Regions from separate parts of the Mus musculus genome. Here region 1 is linked to region 2. Evidence: chromatin loops called from intact Hi-C (ENCODE). Cell type or tissue: gastrocnemius. All regions are shown on one strand. Each heading gives the region's core, and the rest is flanking DNA. Links, peaks and the distances in the headings are about the cores only. Region 1 holds the start of Hoxb8 (homeobox B8). Region 2 overlaps Skap1 (src family associated phosphoprotein 1).

Region 1 (8,331 bases), core at 60-8,059, 280 kb after region 2:
TTCTAAATGTCAGGGTCGCTTCGGAAAAATGTAAAAGAACACGGTTTAATTGCACCGAGTTTTAAAAGGTCCTATAAATGTAATTGGTATTTTAATACAAGTTATCAAATCATACAGCTTCCTCTCCTAAACATATTTTCAAACAAACGAGGTAGTCATATTTAAAGCTTTAATGATCAATTTCCTTATTATTGATAAAGGTTTAACTATCGTGTGGAGGGAATTGGCTGGGTAACCAGCCCCCAAAAAAACGGCTGTAAACTCTTTAACAAACTATAAAACGCAATAAAGCCGGAGTCTGTTGTTGTTTATGCTGCAGCGCATAAAAGCTGTTAGCATTTTACGAGTTCTTTCCTCTACAGCTATAAAACTGCAGCTTCGATCGCCCCCGCCGCCCGACTGAAGCACGGTGGGGGTGACTTAGCTGAAATGAGACCGATTATGGGTTGCTGTGGATTTTTTTTTCCCTTTCGGCACAAACGGTGACTTTCCCCGAGATTTTCTCCCTTGCAGACACACCTGACCCCACTGGCTCTTATGAGACCCCAAACCACCCCGAGATCTGTCCTCACCTAGGTCACGCACATAACTTTCCCTCATTAAGCAAACACGCGAGATTTTCTGTGGAAAGGGAGTCTGAGAGGGCCTGAGAGAGGAAGAAGAAACTTTCTGGTTAATGGGCAGTGCTAAGGTGGAACAAAGTTCTGCAGGCGGCTGCCAATTCTGCCATTTACAGGAGCTTTACCTGCTGGTGGTTGGGGGGAGCTGCAAGAGAAAGGGGGGGGTCTTCTGGAGGTGCTTTGGCCACTTTAGAGGGAAAGGTCCAGTGATATCAAAGGATGATATCTCGTGTGGCTGTAAACCTGTGCCCCGGGCCTTGGCATTCAGAAACCAAGCCCCACTGACACCCAGCTTTCTGGGGCCAACCACCCATTCCTTCTACACACAAGCCTTCCAGGTATAGATAGTGACCTCTTCATCCACACAGCAAAAGAGGTAAGGGTAGTGGAGACTAAGGCTGGGTACCAAGGCCTTGGTTACTGCTGTCTTATGCTCTCCCGTGCCCAACACAAAGGTGTGGGTTTAAAAGGCACCTGTTATTGGTATATGTCCCCATAGCCATTTGACCACCTGCACTAACCTTGGAGTGGAAAAAAACAAGGCCACCAAGGTCTCCATTTCCCCTCTTCTCTTGTTGGGGTGCCTTTAGTTGGACCTCCAGCACCTGAAGATCTGAGGCCTCAAATCCAGAAATGACTGGCTGCCCCACTCCAAGCCCAGGCCCTCCTCTGTGTACCTGGCACATGGCTGGTGGGGGGGGTCAAACCTTAGGGTGGCAGGCAGAACCAATGGTCTCCTGAGGGAACTGACTGGAAAGACAGAGAGAAGGAGAAAGAAACGTCCTAGAACAAAGGCAGAGTCAATTTTACAAATAAATTAAATCTACTGCCCGTTCTCTAAGGTGCTTCTTTTTTTTTTTTTTTTTTTTTTTTTTTTTTTTTTTTGAGGGGTTCCATGAGCCAGAATCTTTGTAAAAATGAAACCACGTTTCCAAAGAAGCTGCACTAAGGGTTTCACTCGGCCTTCTGAAGTACAGTGTATATAGAAAGGAGAGAGAAAAGGAGGGGGCCAGAGAGAGGGAAACTGAAGCAAGCTGTGGGGTTTTGTTTTTCCACACGGATGAGAGGTCGGTGAGGCAAGCTAAAGCAGTGTCAAGTTGTTGCTGAAGTGAACATTTTTATCAAGTGCGGGGGATTTTATGGTCATGATTTGAGGACTCACTGGTGGGATAGAAATTCAATGGCTTGTTCTAAATCATCCCTACACCGTGCCAGAAATTTCTGATGGAAGGAAAATGTTTCTATTATAAGAAAGAAAAAAAAAAACAAGAAAGAGCTCGGAGATCAGTTATAAACACCCAACGGAGGGCAGATTTATTGGAGAAACTCAAGTTGAGAAGACACTCCGCTGGCCTCTTTACACCTGGTCCTGCGGAAAGAGAAGAAGCCACACGGGGTTCTGGGGTCATTTTTGGAGGCTCAGGTTGGAGGCAGGTTCAGGCTGGACTGAGAGGAAAGTGAAGATTGGGAACCAGCCAAAGGGGTTGTAGGCAGTCAGAGGGACAACCTCAGAACGGAAAAGTGCCTGGGTCCAGGCTTCCAGCTGCTCCGTCCCAGAAGGACTGGCTTCCCCGAGGTTTGCCAGAGTAAGGACGCCAAGGGCATAGCCTGGGCGCGCCCGAGGAAGCCGCAGCTCTCACCTGGGAGTCCGGAAGCGTGGAAAAGCCAGAGACTGCTCCCCGTCGCCATGTCTGCCTCTACTGCTGTTAGGAAAAATGCGCAGGGTTTTGACTGAGCCTTCCGAGGAGATTCTGAAGCCTTCCCGCATCCTGCATCCCACATCCCGCATCCCGCATCCTGCATTCCGCACCCCTAGGGAGAGTCTGTCCGAGCCTTGATGACCAGGCACTCGGCCAGCCTAGACCTGCACACATGTAAAGGCTCTGGAGTCGGCGCCCTGGGGCAGTGGCCCCTCTGACTTGGAGCACCACCGAATCTTCACCAAAGCCAGGTCCCCATTTCTCCCAAATTTGGAAATCTCCCAGATTGGCACGTCCGGATTCTCTCTTCAGCAGGTGTGGGCAGCCCGCCTGGGGTAGCTTCCTCTTCAAAAGACCTGCAGGCTCACCAGTCTCACCTGACCCATTGTCCTGCACTTTATTCCTCCCTCGCCCCCACTGCAGGAAAATCTCAGTTTTTCAAATCAATTCGCCTCCTTGATTTGTGCCTATTATTTCTATATTTTTATTATTAACATTATCTCCGGTTCCCACGCATTTCTCGCCCCATCAAACACAGCAACTGGCAAACAGCTTTCTTACTGTGAGAAATTCAGAAAATGAACCATTTGAAGAGAGAAAGGAACTCTGTTATAATTGAAATATATACAGTAGGGGAAAGAGCCATAACAAACCCTATTTTTTTTTTCTATTATGTGCAAATTTCTCATGACTTTTGGTAGCTCTCTGTTTCTAGATACAGGGCCGAACAAGGTGCTGTGTAGAGCCGCTGGGCCGGCAGCCGCAGCACTGGGAAATTTCATATGGAGCAAGGATGCCATCTAGCGGCCACTGTGCAAAAGACGTCCTTATATCTGCTCAGCCAGGTTCTCTGAGAACTAGCAGAGGAGGCAACAAACGATTAAACTTTCATTATTACTAGAAATAGGGGAGAGAAATGAAAGCAGATAAGAAAAAGGCTTCGGAATCAGGAAACAGTTCGTGGAATAGTTCAGATAAACTTAAAGGGGAAAAAAGCTGTATATCCACTCAGTCCCTAATTTATATTGAAGACGCTAAGCTTTAGTCAGTAAAAGAAGAAATCAGCACGTTTTAAGCCTTACACGAATATTTCACACGCTAAAGGGTAACAATTGGGCTTTTTGTGAGGGATGAGAAGGGCCGAGGGGATGAAACAGAACTGAAGAAGGATCAAGAGGCTACTCTCCCTTATGTCTGGCCTTGCTGGACTGTGTGTGTGTCCCTGAGTCCGTGTCCGTGCGTGCGTGCGTGTGTGTGTGTGAGTGTGTGTGTGTGTGTGTGTGTGTGTGTGTGTGTGTGTGTGTCCGCGTGTGCAAAGGTTTCTTATTTATGGATGGTGGTTCCAGAGGGGGTGTAAAGAACAAAGACAACAGTCAGAATTTCGATTACTGAAACTTTAGGGACAACAAACCGTTCTTCCTCCCAGCTGCTAGCTTCTTTAGTTTTTACCCTCGGGGAACCTCACCCCATTGCCCCTGATTCCCAAGTCCCAGACCCCAAGCCTCAGTCGTGGGCGCAAAAGGGTTGAGGGTGAGGATGGGGGCCGACCCAGCCATTATCCCACCAGATCCAGAGCCCAGGCTCATCTGAGGCTCATCTCCGGAAAGTTTCCCCTCACTGTTTGCTTTGCTGCTGTTTAGTTTCTTAACCTTCAGAAATTTATACCCTATAAACTTTTATAGCGGTCATATTCTTTTATTGCTGCGCACACGGCATTGAATTCCTCTTCCAGCTTCTCTCTCTCTCTCTCTCTCTCTCTCTCTCTGAATCTCTCTTTTATGACAATTGATTTCCTCATCTCCGGCTTCCCAGGCTCTGCACCTTCGCCTTTGTCTTGTAAGAAGCCACTCCAGGCTAGGGACCCAGACGCGGCTGCCAGAGGCAACTCCAGACACCCTCGCCTCCAACCCCTCAGCGGCCCAGTCTCCAGCTTCGCTTTTTATGTTTATTTTTGGCAGAAACTGGGACTTCCTTCGCTCATCCTCTGCCGCCGGCAGAGCCTGGAGAGCCAAGGATGGAGAAACAGCCTAGTCTACACTAGCTTTAAAGCCAGATTCATTTTCCATCTTTAACATAACCCTCCTGGCAGGCCGCCTGTTCCAGCCGCGGTACCAGTTTCTCTGTCTCCTGTTTCTCCTCTCCTGTTTCTCGGATCCCCTCGCCCTTTCGTTAGAGAGGGGTAGGGCCGGCCTTGGCAGGGCTTCTTTCTCTCACTCCGGCCAGCCTTTGTCCCCACCTCCACCCCAACGCACAGTGTCTCCGCTGCAGTGTGGCGTGTGCAGCGGAGAGAAGCTCTCGAGGTCAGCTGCAGAGCTGCAGGCCGGCAGCAACCGCATCCTCACGATTGAAGAAGAAGAAAACAAAAACAAAAACAAAACAAAACAGGGCTTCCAAGACCTCACGACAGGCTCTGGCGGGGACACTGCAGACGATTCTTGAAGCCAAGTGTGATTCGGGAAGGGGTCCTTTTGAAAAGAAATTATCCCCCATTTCTGAAACGTTTGTGTCCCACACTCCTCCGTGGCTTTCTTTTGAGAACTGTCACTCGCCCTGATCGCAACCACCCAGACTCAGCAAGCTGCCCTAGGAGTGTGTGTGTGTGTGTGTGTGTGTGTGTGTGTGTGGTGGGGGGTTCGACAAAGAATCTTGAGGTTCAACCATTTGAGCTCTCTCCCACCACTGGGTCTCCACTACACTCAACCACCATCCTCATGGCAACAGCCGAGAAAAGGCACTAACTTCCTCCTTGCTGGGTGTTTGGAAGTGGTTAGCTGAGAGATGATGCTGCCTCCAGGAAATACTAGCCAAGCTTCTCCTTCCCTGAGTTAATGGCGGAGGTCTCCAGAGCAACTTTGTGAGAGACCCCTTGCTATAGGGAGACTCTGCTCCAAAAGATGTTGGAGGTTGTCTTTCCTCCTTCTCCACTCTCCTCGTTCTACCGGAAGAGCCCTGCTCAGTTTAAGCCCAGGTCTTGGAACTTGGGTACCCACCAGGTGTCAGCACCACCAGAGCAGGTAGCAGGATCTAAAAGGTCAAAGGAGAAAGCCTGTGACTGTGGACACTAACTTGTCTTTGTTTGAAGCCATGCTTTCAGCAAATGGACGCTTTGCTAAATGACCAGAGGAGAAGTGACACAGAATAAAACGCAGGAGAGGTTTGTTTTCTAGAGTGATATGTATATTTTTTGTTCTTTTTTTCCCCTTTTTCTTCCAAAACAAACAATTAGAGCTCTAGGCCCCTTGCCCTCCCCACTCCCACCCTCAACCCTCCCTTATAAGCAACAACTGAAAATCACTGCCAAAGAAATCACAAAACACAAGCACAATGTCACCACAGCCACCGACAAAAGCAAAAAAAAATTAATAAAATAAAATTCAAAGTTCTACTGGAATGACCTCTTTGCAGTCAGGAGAAGCGGGAACAAAAGTCCACGGGTGGAAGGGATTGAGAAGCAGGGAGAGCAGAGAGGCAGAGAGGCAGAGAGGACCCCCCTCTGCACGATGGGGAGGTGCGATGTTTGCCTCTTTCCTGTGCACACTGGACTGTTTGCCAGAAGCGTATGCATGCAGCAGCAACAGGATGGATACAGCAGTGGACTTTGCAGGAGGTGAAGTCCCCACTCTGAGTCTTCTTTTGGACCTCTGGCTGGATGCCAAGGGGCTCTCTTCTTCCTGGGTCAGGAAACTGGTGAAATGGAAAGATACCCACTAGCCCTGCTTGCTGAGGCCATTGCTCCTCCCGGCCCTGACTGCCTACTCTGGAAGGGAGCTGGGGAATTGATTCACAATAAATTTTCAGACTCTTCTGACCCAGCCTTCTCTATGGTGGGGTTGACCTAGCAGAGAGGAAAGGGACTTTTTTTTTTTTCCTACAATGGGAGACTTGTCTTGCTGGTGCAAGATGGGTTTGGTGGAAAGGAGAGTTGATTTCAAAGTTGGAGGATAGAGAGGAATCTGAGACTGTGGTCAGCAAGAAAAGTTACATTCTGTCAAATGGGGATAGGAATGTATGAATGGGGAAACAGCACTGTCAGGGCTCTACAACCCACAATTTGACCTCCTTTAGTTGGAAGGAAAGGAAAACATGCAGAATTAAACACTTCCTGCAGGGAAAATACGAGGGGACTCCACTAATGGTACCTTCATAAAACCACTCCCTGCTTTTTCTTGCCCTTTCTAGCTCACAACAGCTTGGGGACAGGAATGGCCACATCTGCCCACAGGCCTCCCCAGATATGGGGTCTAGCTGGCAATTCCATAGGATACATATTGGGATGTTGAGACTTTGGGACTGCAGTGCCTCATTGAGGGCATCTCTAGACATCTTCCTAGTGTGTGTTTGGATCAGGGCACAACCAAAATGAACCTGATCTGAGAGCTGCCCTGCTTGGTTTGATGAACAACGTCTTGATGTCCTTTCTCCACGATGATTAGCATAGACTCCAAACTCTATGTCTGTGGGCATCCACTGGGCTGTGTGCAGTTAAACTGTACCTGGGTGGCGTCTGGCTAGGTTACAGGGAGGGAACAGGCAGACTGGAAGAGAGGGGCTGGGGTTTTCCAGAAAAATTAGCAGGGATGCTAGGAGCTCGACTAGGGTCTCTTTCCTCGGAGCGAGGCTCATCACTTTTCTAGGAACCAAGTATAGCTAGCTTCTAACTTAATAAAATTTCCTCTTAACACCAGGAGAGTGGAGAGAGAGAGAGAGAGAGAGAGAGAGAGAGAGAGAGAGAGAGAGAGAGGCGCAAAGGAGAGGAGACAGGCTCCAGGTGCAGATGAGGGATTTTAAAGAGGAGATACTCTTCCCCACTCACTTGGGTACAACCCAGACAGCAGTGGCTTTTTGACCATCACATAAATAATAAGAGTGAGCTGGGGAAGGGGGGGTGGTCATCTTTACTCTTTGCCCTGCTCCTTATTCATCTTCTTCATTTTCATCCGCCGGTTCTGAAACCAGATTTTGACTTGTCTCTCACTCAGATTGAGGAGTCTGGCCACTTCATGCCTGCGGTCCCTGGTGAGGTACATATTGAACAGAAACTCCTTCTCTAGCTCCAGCGTCTGGTATTTGGTGTAGGGACAGCGCTTTTTCCGGGAAGAGCGGGCGTGCAGCCAGTTGGCAGAGGGGTTGGCTGAAAGAGAAGTAGCGATAGAATCAAAGAGAGAAAGGGAATGGAGGTCCCCAGACCAAGAAGGTGCGCTCACATCTCTACTCCCCTGGCATTGGAGAAACACACCCAGGCCTCCAAGATCTCAGAAAGCATCTCTAACTGGGCCAGGAGTGAATATGGACAGCTCCAAGGGAACAGTGCATTGGAGGAGATGCAGCCAAACCACCCAAGCATCTCCAAAGCTTTGACTGCTCTAGGAATCTCAGTCTTCCTCTATTTGTATCCAAATAGACCTGGACCCAGGTCAGAAGAGCTCAGTATAGCTGGAACCACACTACCAGCTAAAGGTGGCTGACCTGAAGGGTGCCTTGGCTCTAGGTTTCAGGGGAAAGGGGAAAGAAATGGGTAAGGAGTGGAGTTCTGTTCAGCCATAGCCAAGAGATCTCCTGGTGCTCCAGTCCAGTCCCAGTGAACCCTGCCTAGGAAGCCATTTTTCAGCCCTAGGCCTAAGCAGCAGACATGTGAGTCTGGGTAGCAGCCCTCCCCATCACACACCACAAATAAGAGTCTGCATTTACAGCCATGAACACCCTGCACACTCCGACTCACAAGCAACCCAATTGCAACCATTTATCAATTGCAGCCCGTGGACGGGGAGCCCCAGGGCTTCCAGATAACTTATGGTGGCAATAGCCTCTTCTTTTCTGCTACTCAGCTCACAGTTTGGTTAACACAAGTTCAGGGAAACTGGGAAGCAAAATTGCTACAGCTCTAAGATAGAGAAGCAGAGATGAGGTGGGGGGGGCGGGGGGCGGGGGGGACGACAGAAAGCCCTTCCCAGCATACCAATCCTTTTAACGGACCCAATGGAGAGGCAGAGAAAGGTGTAATTGAGTGGAAG
Region 2 (8,331 bases), core at 134-8,133:
AATTCCCCAGATAACAACCCCAACATCCAAAGAGTGAGCAAGTAGCCAAATAAAGACAATGGTGAGTTCAATACTCAGGATGATCCTGTAGCAAGGCCTCTGTTATCACTGAGCACAATTCTCTTATCTCTCAGAGACAATCAACTTCCAGCCAGGGAAGTGTACCCTTAAAACCTCATAACTCAACTTAACATAGTGTTAAAGTTTGGGGGGATATTTGTCAGAGCTGAGGCTGATGTGATCTGTCTGGGGGGACCCTAGAACAAAGAGCAGTGGGTGAGGAGCATGTCACCTCTGTGCACATTCATTTCCTTGATGAACAAGGAGCTATTAACTGCAGGGAAGACGTTATCTGGGTGAGGAATGATGTCGATGGCTTCTGCTGCTTCTCCCGAAATCCTGGAGAAGAACACAGGATCCATGGAGCTAAGAAGCAGTTTTTATTACTGGGAGAGTGTGGATTTTTTAAAAAATGGCATCTAACTTGGGCAAGTATATAGACACCTAACTTCCTCAAGAGGGACTGGAAATCAGTTTGAGGCTGTTTTGAACCTTATGCCCTCTGACCTCATTAAGTCAAAAAGTTTAAAAATGATTATATGTACGCCTTGGACAGTTCTAGGAGGATTAAACATGGCTTTTATGCAGTGTGAGAAGAATGGGCACTCACGGCCTGCTTGTTAATAGAATGTTCCTTGGTGGGCATCTAGATACACTGAGCACTCAGCTTGACAGCCATTATCACTATCTGCAGACCCTCCTTGTCAGTGACCAACTTCTTGTTTCGGGGTACTGGGTTTGAACCCAGGATCTGGAACCTGCTTAACATGTGTTTTGCTGCTGAGCAAGCATCAAGTCCCACATTATAAGCTCTAATTAAGAACTTCTCTATTAAACATTATTCCTAACTTCATCTTCTCAAATACAATTATGATCAGCACATAACTTACATGGTGTCCTAAACTAGTCACTGCTATAACTGACCCTGAGATGGAAATGTTACCTGTAATTGCAGGGTTTTTTTTTTTAATGCCATATCCTGTTTTTAGCTTTCTACTGTTTTAAAGTACATGCCACACATTGCTTCTTATTAAAACACATTTCTTTAATTTTAACATTTTTTAATATTACGACAGCTTTGAGCCACCAATAGCACTTATAAAAGGTTAATAGCAAACTGTTCTCATGTGTGTGTTTGCGTACACGTGTGTGCATGTGTGTGTGTGTGTGTGTGTGTGTGTGTGTGTGTGTATGCATGTGTGTTTATTTCAGAGGCAAGACTGTATTCTTCTGCTGACTAGGTTGGTTTTTATCTAAGTTCTTGACATGTTCCGTAGGCTTGCTCCAACTTTGAGTTGATTATCTCCGTTAACATCTCAGAAAGCTAAGAACTCTTACCTAACAAACTTATTAAAATATATTTCAGCAGCTCAGATACAGACAATAACATAAAATACCTGCTTTTATCATTGAAAAACATGACCAGTGTATTTCATTTTTAAAGGATAGTAAAAGTTTCTTAATCAAAAATTTCTCAGGGATTTCTTACCGCATGGATTTACTGCGAACTAGCTGCACCTGCCTGACCAGTAAAACTGCCAGCCTGCCTCGGTCAATAGCTCACATCAAGATGCCACATTTTAAAAATCTTCCTGATCGGGTAAATAGTATAGGATATATCCTTTTCTAACTCTACAGATATAGCTTTTGTGGAGACATTTATGAGAGCAGAAAGGACTGAGGAGAAAATAAAATGCAGGCAGCATTTTAGGTTAAAAAAATTCTTTATTGGAATTTCAATAATTCATTTAGCAGAGTGTGCAAAATTTTCACAGAATCTTTTCTTAATTTTATGCTTTTGCCATATATTAAAAACCATGCCTGGCATGCTCTTACATCACTGAGACTAAAAACCATAATATGTTAGAATTATTATGAGGGATAGCTTGGGCATGAGGCTGGAGAACATTCTAACTAAGTCAGATAGAAGTCAGTTTCTTGCCTATTCTGTATGAGAAAAGTAAAGTTAAAAGTTGTGGAGCTTTTTCTCTGGGTTGTCGCTTGTGCTAACCCGGGGGATCTCGCAGTGTTTGACACCGTGACTCTCACTGATCGTCATCACGGCAGTGTGCTGGATCTCTTACCAGAGCGATCGCAACTGAACTACAGAACGGGTCACTCACTATTCCATACCCAGATGCCAGAAATGACCAAATCACCACTAGCACAGTTCCGGTTGTGTCTCTGATTTAATTTCTCAAAAGCAAAAGCAAAATGTAAGAACTTAAGGAAGGAAGTCAGAGTACAGGAAGCAGGAAAATAAAAAGCAGCAAAGGACAGTTAGCGTGAGATATGAAATGTAACTACCTAAGAGTTCCTAAGTGATGTGGCTTCACAAATTGGTACCCATTTAGATGTACCAGACCTGCTCAGTGGGGGCAGCCAAGTTCTGAACTGGAGTGGAGTTGACATCCACTCCCACCACCCGTTGTAAAATCTTTTGAATCTGAGAGGCAAAGTCTTGCATATACTTTTCCCTCCCGAAGTTAGACAAAGCAAGATCTTTAAGACTGAAACCTGTAGAAAATGCTTCAGAAAAAGCTACCTAGGCAAGATGCATGTGTCTCAATGCTTAATGAAACACATGTCAAGGAATCAATATATTTACAGCTCAGAAGTTACACTGCAACTTGAATTTTTGTTCAAGAAGCAAATACAAATACTCTAAGAAGAGATTTTTTTCCCTGTGCAGGGCCCTTAATGTACCTCATACCTAAACAAGTAGAGAATTTTAATGGATCCAAATTAAGGACAAAAGCACTTAAGGCAGAATATCATCAAATCTAAATAAATCCACTTATTTTTAAGAGGCAAAGTACAAACAATTCTACGCAAGAAGCTTCTGGAATTTTCCTACTGTTCCTTGAAACATTCAGAAAGATCTCTGGGTTTATAGAGGAAGGCAAGGCATTGCATGAACAGAGACTGTGAAGAAGGGAGAGATAGACAGGCTGCCTAACTTTGTTTCAATGCTACGTTAAGCGCCCACAGTGGTTATTTAGAGTAAGATGCTTCGCAAGAACTCTGACAGTTTCCTAGGAAAATCTCTTCTCTCTGTCAGTTTTGGCCCCCACACCTCAGCAGACCCTGACACCTCCTCAGAGTGTGAGGCAAACTTCTGCCAACAGTTTCTGTGGTATACTGTTATTCCTTATGATTCTCCAAGAAACGGATCGCTCTGTTCTTCCTAATTTTAAAACTAAATGAAACAACATAAAACCTTAAACTGCTTAATAAATTCTGCTTGAAAAAAAAAAAGTACTCTAGAAAGACTCTTTTCTGGAAGAAAGGATGTGCACCACTTCAGAAAGCATTGCTTATATTTGATTTAAAACCAGAAGCCGGGAAATATGTAAGAGCAGTGACTGTCGTGGACGACCAAACAGATCAATATGAACACGGTAGCAAGTGCCACAGGTGGAAAGAGAGGCTGCTCTTTGGCCCTCTGCTCAGGTAGCACTGTTCAAGTTCTTATACAAAACTGTACAAAGTTACAATTTAAATGTCTCATGGGAAATGCTGCCTTTACAAGAAAAACAATCAGGCCCAGGAGGAAGCAAGAAACTTGACCTTGACCACAGAGCCAGGGTAAAGAGGGCCAACTGACCTGATTATTGATAAACCTCAAAACGTAATATCAAAGTACTGCTAATCCACGTGCGAACATGAGATTGTTACTATGAAGAGCCGCAAACGTTTTGCTACCAAATAGCAAAACACCTTTAATAGGTTTGTTCAGTTTTACTTTCCAGGGCTCAGAGGAAATGCCAGTCTAAAACCCAAACCTACACAGCACAAAACCCCAAGAAATCAAAGTTAGCTCTGTGTTCATGTATCTCAAAGGGGAAGCCCACTATGTAATAAAGGTGAACTGATTTCTATTGCTTTGAAAAATAATTATCATCTCTTGGTAGGGGGGGAGGGTGAAAAAGAAAAATTAGTCAAAATGTTCTCACTCATATCGCCTGTGACCAACCCCCTTCACCCTGCCATGCCTGGGCCATCTTCTGCCAGTTCCCTTGTGGACCAGAGTCAATATTCTCTCCTAAAGAGCAGTCCAACGCTTGATCTTACAAAGCGTGTCCTCCCTAGCTGTCACATGGGGTCCCATGTGACAAGGGCCCATTACAAAGTGGCCTGAGCATAGAGGGAGCTGACTTCACCACTCCTCAAGTCTCTACAAAGGGCTTTTAAAAAATGCCGCTAATTCAAACGAGCCCAAGGACAGCGTCTGTTTTTATCTGGCAAGTTGTAGCTGGTGTTTTTGCTAGAGATTGAGCGATCTAAGGCATATGCTACTTGCGGTGGTATCTTCTGAAACAAATATAATTTTATGTTGCTCATAGAAATATACACCTGCCCTTGGGGCTGCCTGCCGTTTACTAAGGATTTATAAACATTTGAAATGTGTGGGTTGAGAAGAGCATATGACAACTATAACCTCGAAATGATAAATTTAATATAGGAGAGAAAATGTAGATAGGATTAAATGACATATGTTAGGAATACTAACCACTTCCCTTTAAAATTGACATGGAAAAAAATAGCTGTAAATTGGATTTTAAAAATCATATCTAAGTCTTCCCTCAATATCACTGAAGAATATAAAATTCTTATAATTATGGTTGGTTTTGTATGTCCCCCCTTAACTTATATAATAGGACACACAGAAAAGACAGCTCTAAGAAAGTACTATCTTTTGAGGTTCAAAGCAGTCAAAAGAAAATAAATTTCTCCAAAAAGAAGAAATATTTTAAATATTAATATGCATGCGTGTGTGTGAAATTTTTAGTTCTCTAATCCATTTCTTATATTCAGTGTTTAAAACGTAAAATTCATAGCACCCCCAAACCCCCACCCCCTGCACTAAATTCGGCAAAATACATCCAAGAATGCTCGGAGCGTTATTGTATTTTACCACAAGAGGGCGCTAGAGAATTCCGATCCTTTCCAAGGTCTATAAAATCCTTTAACTGCTACTTTATAGACATTCAATTACAACAGGCCATAATACATTAAGGCATTAAAATATACATATATCGCAGCATATGCCACAGCACACGCTGTACGAGTGTGCTCTCCAGATGATCGCCGGCGCCAACATCAAAACAACGCTCCGGCTTCTAGTGCTTAATGTAAGATTTTACTCTCCAGCCCTCCCCTCTCCGAAAGGCAGCTCTCTTGGTGAGGTGATCCCCTTGGAATGGAAAATATCAAGGCATGTGATAAATACACAGTGACTGGAGGGTATGACAGGGCAGAGGAAGGTAAGGCCTGCTAGAACTGAAATTTATGCAGTTTGGAAAAGGGAAGACTCTGGGGATAAATGTTCGCTGTCTTTAATACCTTCTAAAGGTAACACTATAAATGAATTAGGGGAATTATTCAGTCTCAGAAGATGGTATAGAAAAGAGCAATGGCCTGAAACCAAGGAAGGGAAAGTTTAGGGAAGACATGAAGGATAAATTACCAATAATAGTTGGGCGGGAAAGATGTCCTGCAAAGGAAAGACCCAAACTGTAATGGCTATATTTGATAATTAATTAAATGAGATATTAGCAAGAATGATGTGAATTCATTAGATGGGCTACATTAGATAACCCAGATACCCCCCACCCTGAGCTCTGACAGTCTCTAGGTTTCAGTCTGTTGCTGGGTGTTGGAGAATGTCTTTCTGGGATGACAGTGATTGTCTGCAGAGAGGCGAGCACGTGACAGCAGTTAACCCCATGTTAATAGAATAAAATCCAAGGCTTCATTGTGAAATGACATAATTATAAAATTGTGCCTACATTCCAAGTCATTCTATGAAAATATGCAGTGCCATGTAAGTTACAGGCTAACACTTTTTAAAAAAATCTGCAAATGTCCCCTGAATAAACAATTTCCCCTAAAAAATCCCAATATTTTACAAGCCAGAGATCCTATTCTGCCTAATAGGATCTATTTCTTGCTAGCGTATTTGGGCTCAAGTCCCTTAGGGCACAACATTAAAATGGGCAGGAGGGGGGCGTGGATTCTAGAATCTGAAAAGCAGGCTAGAGCAGACAGGGAACAGAGTTTGTGAATTCAACCATCTTTGCCTAGTCCACCATAATATTATGGTCTAGCCAGAGTTTCAGTACTAGTTAACTGATCTCTGTCTCTGTCTCTCTCTCCCTGTCTCTCCGTCTCTCTCTCTCTGTCTCTCTATTGTCTCTGTCTCTCTCTCCCTCACTGTGCTAGAGATCAAACCCAGGGCCTCATACACTCTAGGCAAAGGCTCTATCCCTGAGCTATATGTCCAGACCAAAGAAATTTTGTTTTTACTGCTTGAATCTTAGGTCAAAAGAATTTATGGCTAACAGGGAAGCAATGACTGCCAAAAGTATGAAGAGCTGAATATATGTATATATGCATGTGTGTATGTATGTGTATGTATATATGACCTTGGGGAGTCATTTGTGCTCAAACTAAATTTTTCTAAATGTATGTGAATATTAGACTTGGAAGTAAAAATGGCCAATGTGGAACTTGGAGAAGGACAGTCTAGTCGTTAAGATGATACTGAGGGTTTTAGAATTCTAAACATGATTGCCATGGGCGCAATAACAAACCCCGGGGTGGTGAGACTGTCTCTGCAAAGCAAGTGCTATGTTGAGCCACACTGCATTCACAGACTCTGAGAACAAGACAATTAGGCATGGTGTATGAGATTCTGCAATCAACAGCCTGTGGAGACATGAGCCTTCCCTGCTTCTGATTGGTGTCTACACAAGCACGCACAACACCATGCAGTAGCAACTGAAACCCTGTGAGTCTGCCACCACCCAAGTGACCACACTGGCGTCCTTAATAGTTATTTATTGTACGAGGAAGTCATCACTATTAAACTTGTTACTTGTTGATGAGTTTAGAATTTGGAGAGAAACAAAAAATACTCCAGGCATTGTGTAAACAATCTCCTCTGCCAAATCACTCTTGAAAAATCAGCCCCCCGCACTTAAAAGTTGTGACTGTTCTCCCATTAATTGGAGGACAAGCCCAATAAATGTTTGACCTTTCTGGAAAAGACTTCCAAAACCACTTTGGCCAGAAGTCAAATATTCCTTTCAATTTCTCCCAGAACACTGCAGGGCCAAGCAACTGGGGCTCACTGTGGAGCCAGCCCTGCATCAAAAACACTTGACTGTGTGTCATACACTGCATGGTGGGGGAAATTTAAAGCTCTTCTCTTCAGCTAAGTGACTGATTCCCTACAGGAAGGACTCACATCCTACTTCCCTTTTAGATCCCGTGTGCTAAGCCCGTGTCCGAATAAGGGTATTTGATAATAGAGATATTCAATAACAAACCCTTCGTCAGTAGTATATTAAAATCTATGAAATGAACCCAGGGCCTTAAAAGATAACTCATTGGTCTAATGTCAAATCAATTCAGGGACTCACTGTGTTTTATCTACAGATGTGTTAGCATATGTTAGGGCATTTGAGAATGCTTATAAAATATACCTGTCTGAGTCATTTTGGGAAAAGATTATGAACATCTAGATGAAAGATGCTCATGTCTGAAGAATTTCACTGAAACTTCAGAAAAATAACTTAAGAGCCAGGACCAGCCTTGCAAGACTTTTTGAGTATCACCCGTAGAGCATGCTGGGATTGTGCACATGAGGGAAGTTCCACAGATGAGGGGGATCTACATGGGTGAACACAGACAGACTCTCCCCACACCACTCTTGTCACTTGCAATGGGACCAAAGAACTTCACTCCTTAAGTCTCCTCTTTGGTGAAACGCTATTCCACCAGGTGACGGCCAGGCATCTTCGGAATCTGAAATGCCATCATTTCCTGTAGAAACTTGGATTACCTTTGTAAGTTTCTGAATTGTTTTGTGTTCTAGGAAAAGCAGCACCGTGGACGACAGCCTGGAACCAACACGCAAGAGAGCGTTTAAAGGGCACTGAAGAAGGTTAGAGTTTAAACATGCGCCCGCAGCCGGAGATGCGGGGCTAAAGGATGAAAAATGGGTTGTTCATAGACAGATAATTGTTATTGTTTTTTAATTCTTCACGAAACATGTATAATCCGTGGAAATCGTTTGTTCACGTTATATAAATTACTGTCAGATTTGAAACCCCGTTTGTCATCTTCATCTGTGATTTATACCAGACTACATAAATGACGCGATGCCTTAGATCCAATGAGGCATTTGTCTTCATGAGGAAGGCCACTACGATCGTGAGTGACAGCTTACTTACCCTTATCACAGTTAACTCAACACTGGGTCCT

The links. Hi-C counts contacts between places; a loop is a spot of excess contacts. Peaks named below come from ENCODE experiments on the same cell type or tissue, not always from the same donor. Only the 100,000 strongest peaks of a DNase experiment are listed, where the experiment ranks them.
Region 1: a loop joins it to region 2, with 14 times the contacts of the local background. A loop is called at or near these places in 16 of 42 quality-filtered maps.

What each region holds. Positions count from the first base shown.
Region 1 is chr11:96,273,744-96,282,074 of GRCm38, reverse strand. It overlaps Hoxb9 (homeobox B9), which reads right to left. Exons shown (of 2, transcript NM_008270.2): 2 at 5,480-7,451. The coding sequence ends at 7,216. It overlaps Hoxb8 (homeobox B8), which reads right to left and starts at 170. Exons shown (of 2, transcript NM_010461.2): 1 at 1-170. In gastrocnemius, for the core only: no CTCF peak of the experiment used is centred there; DNase peaks (open chromatin) are centred at 2,535 and 3,106; H3K4me3 peaks cover 2,376 bases; H3K27ac peaks cover 609 bases.
Region 2 is chr11:96,550,004-96,558,334 of GRCm38, reverse strand. All of the region lies in intron 4 of Skap1 (src family associated phosphoprotein 1), which reads right to left. Among named protein-coding and RNA genes, the nearest start is that of Gm38960, 14 kb to the right of the region's middle. In gastrocnemius, for the core only: a CTCF peak has its summit at 4,984 (motif pointing right); a DNase peak (open chromatin) is centred at 4,989.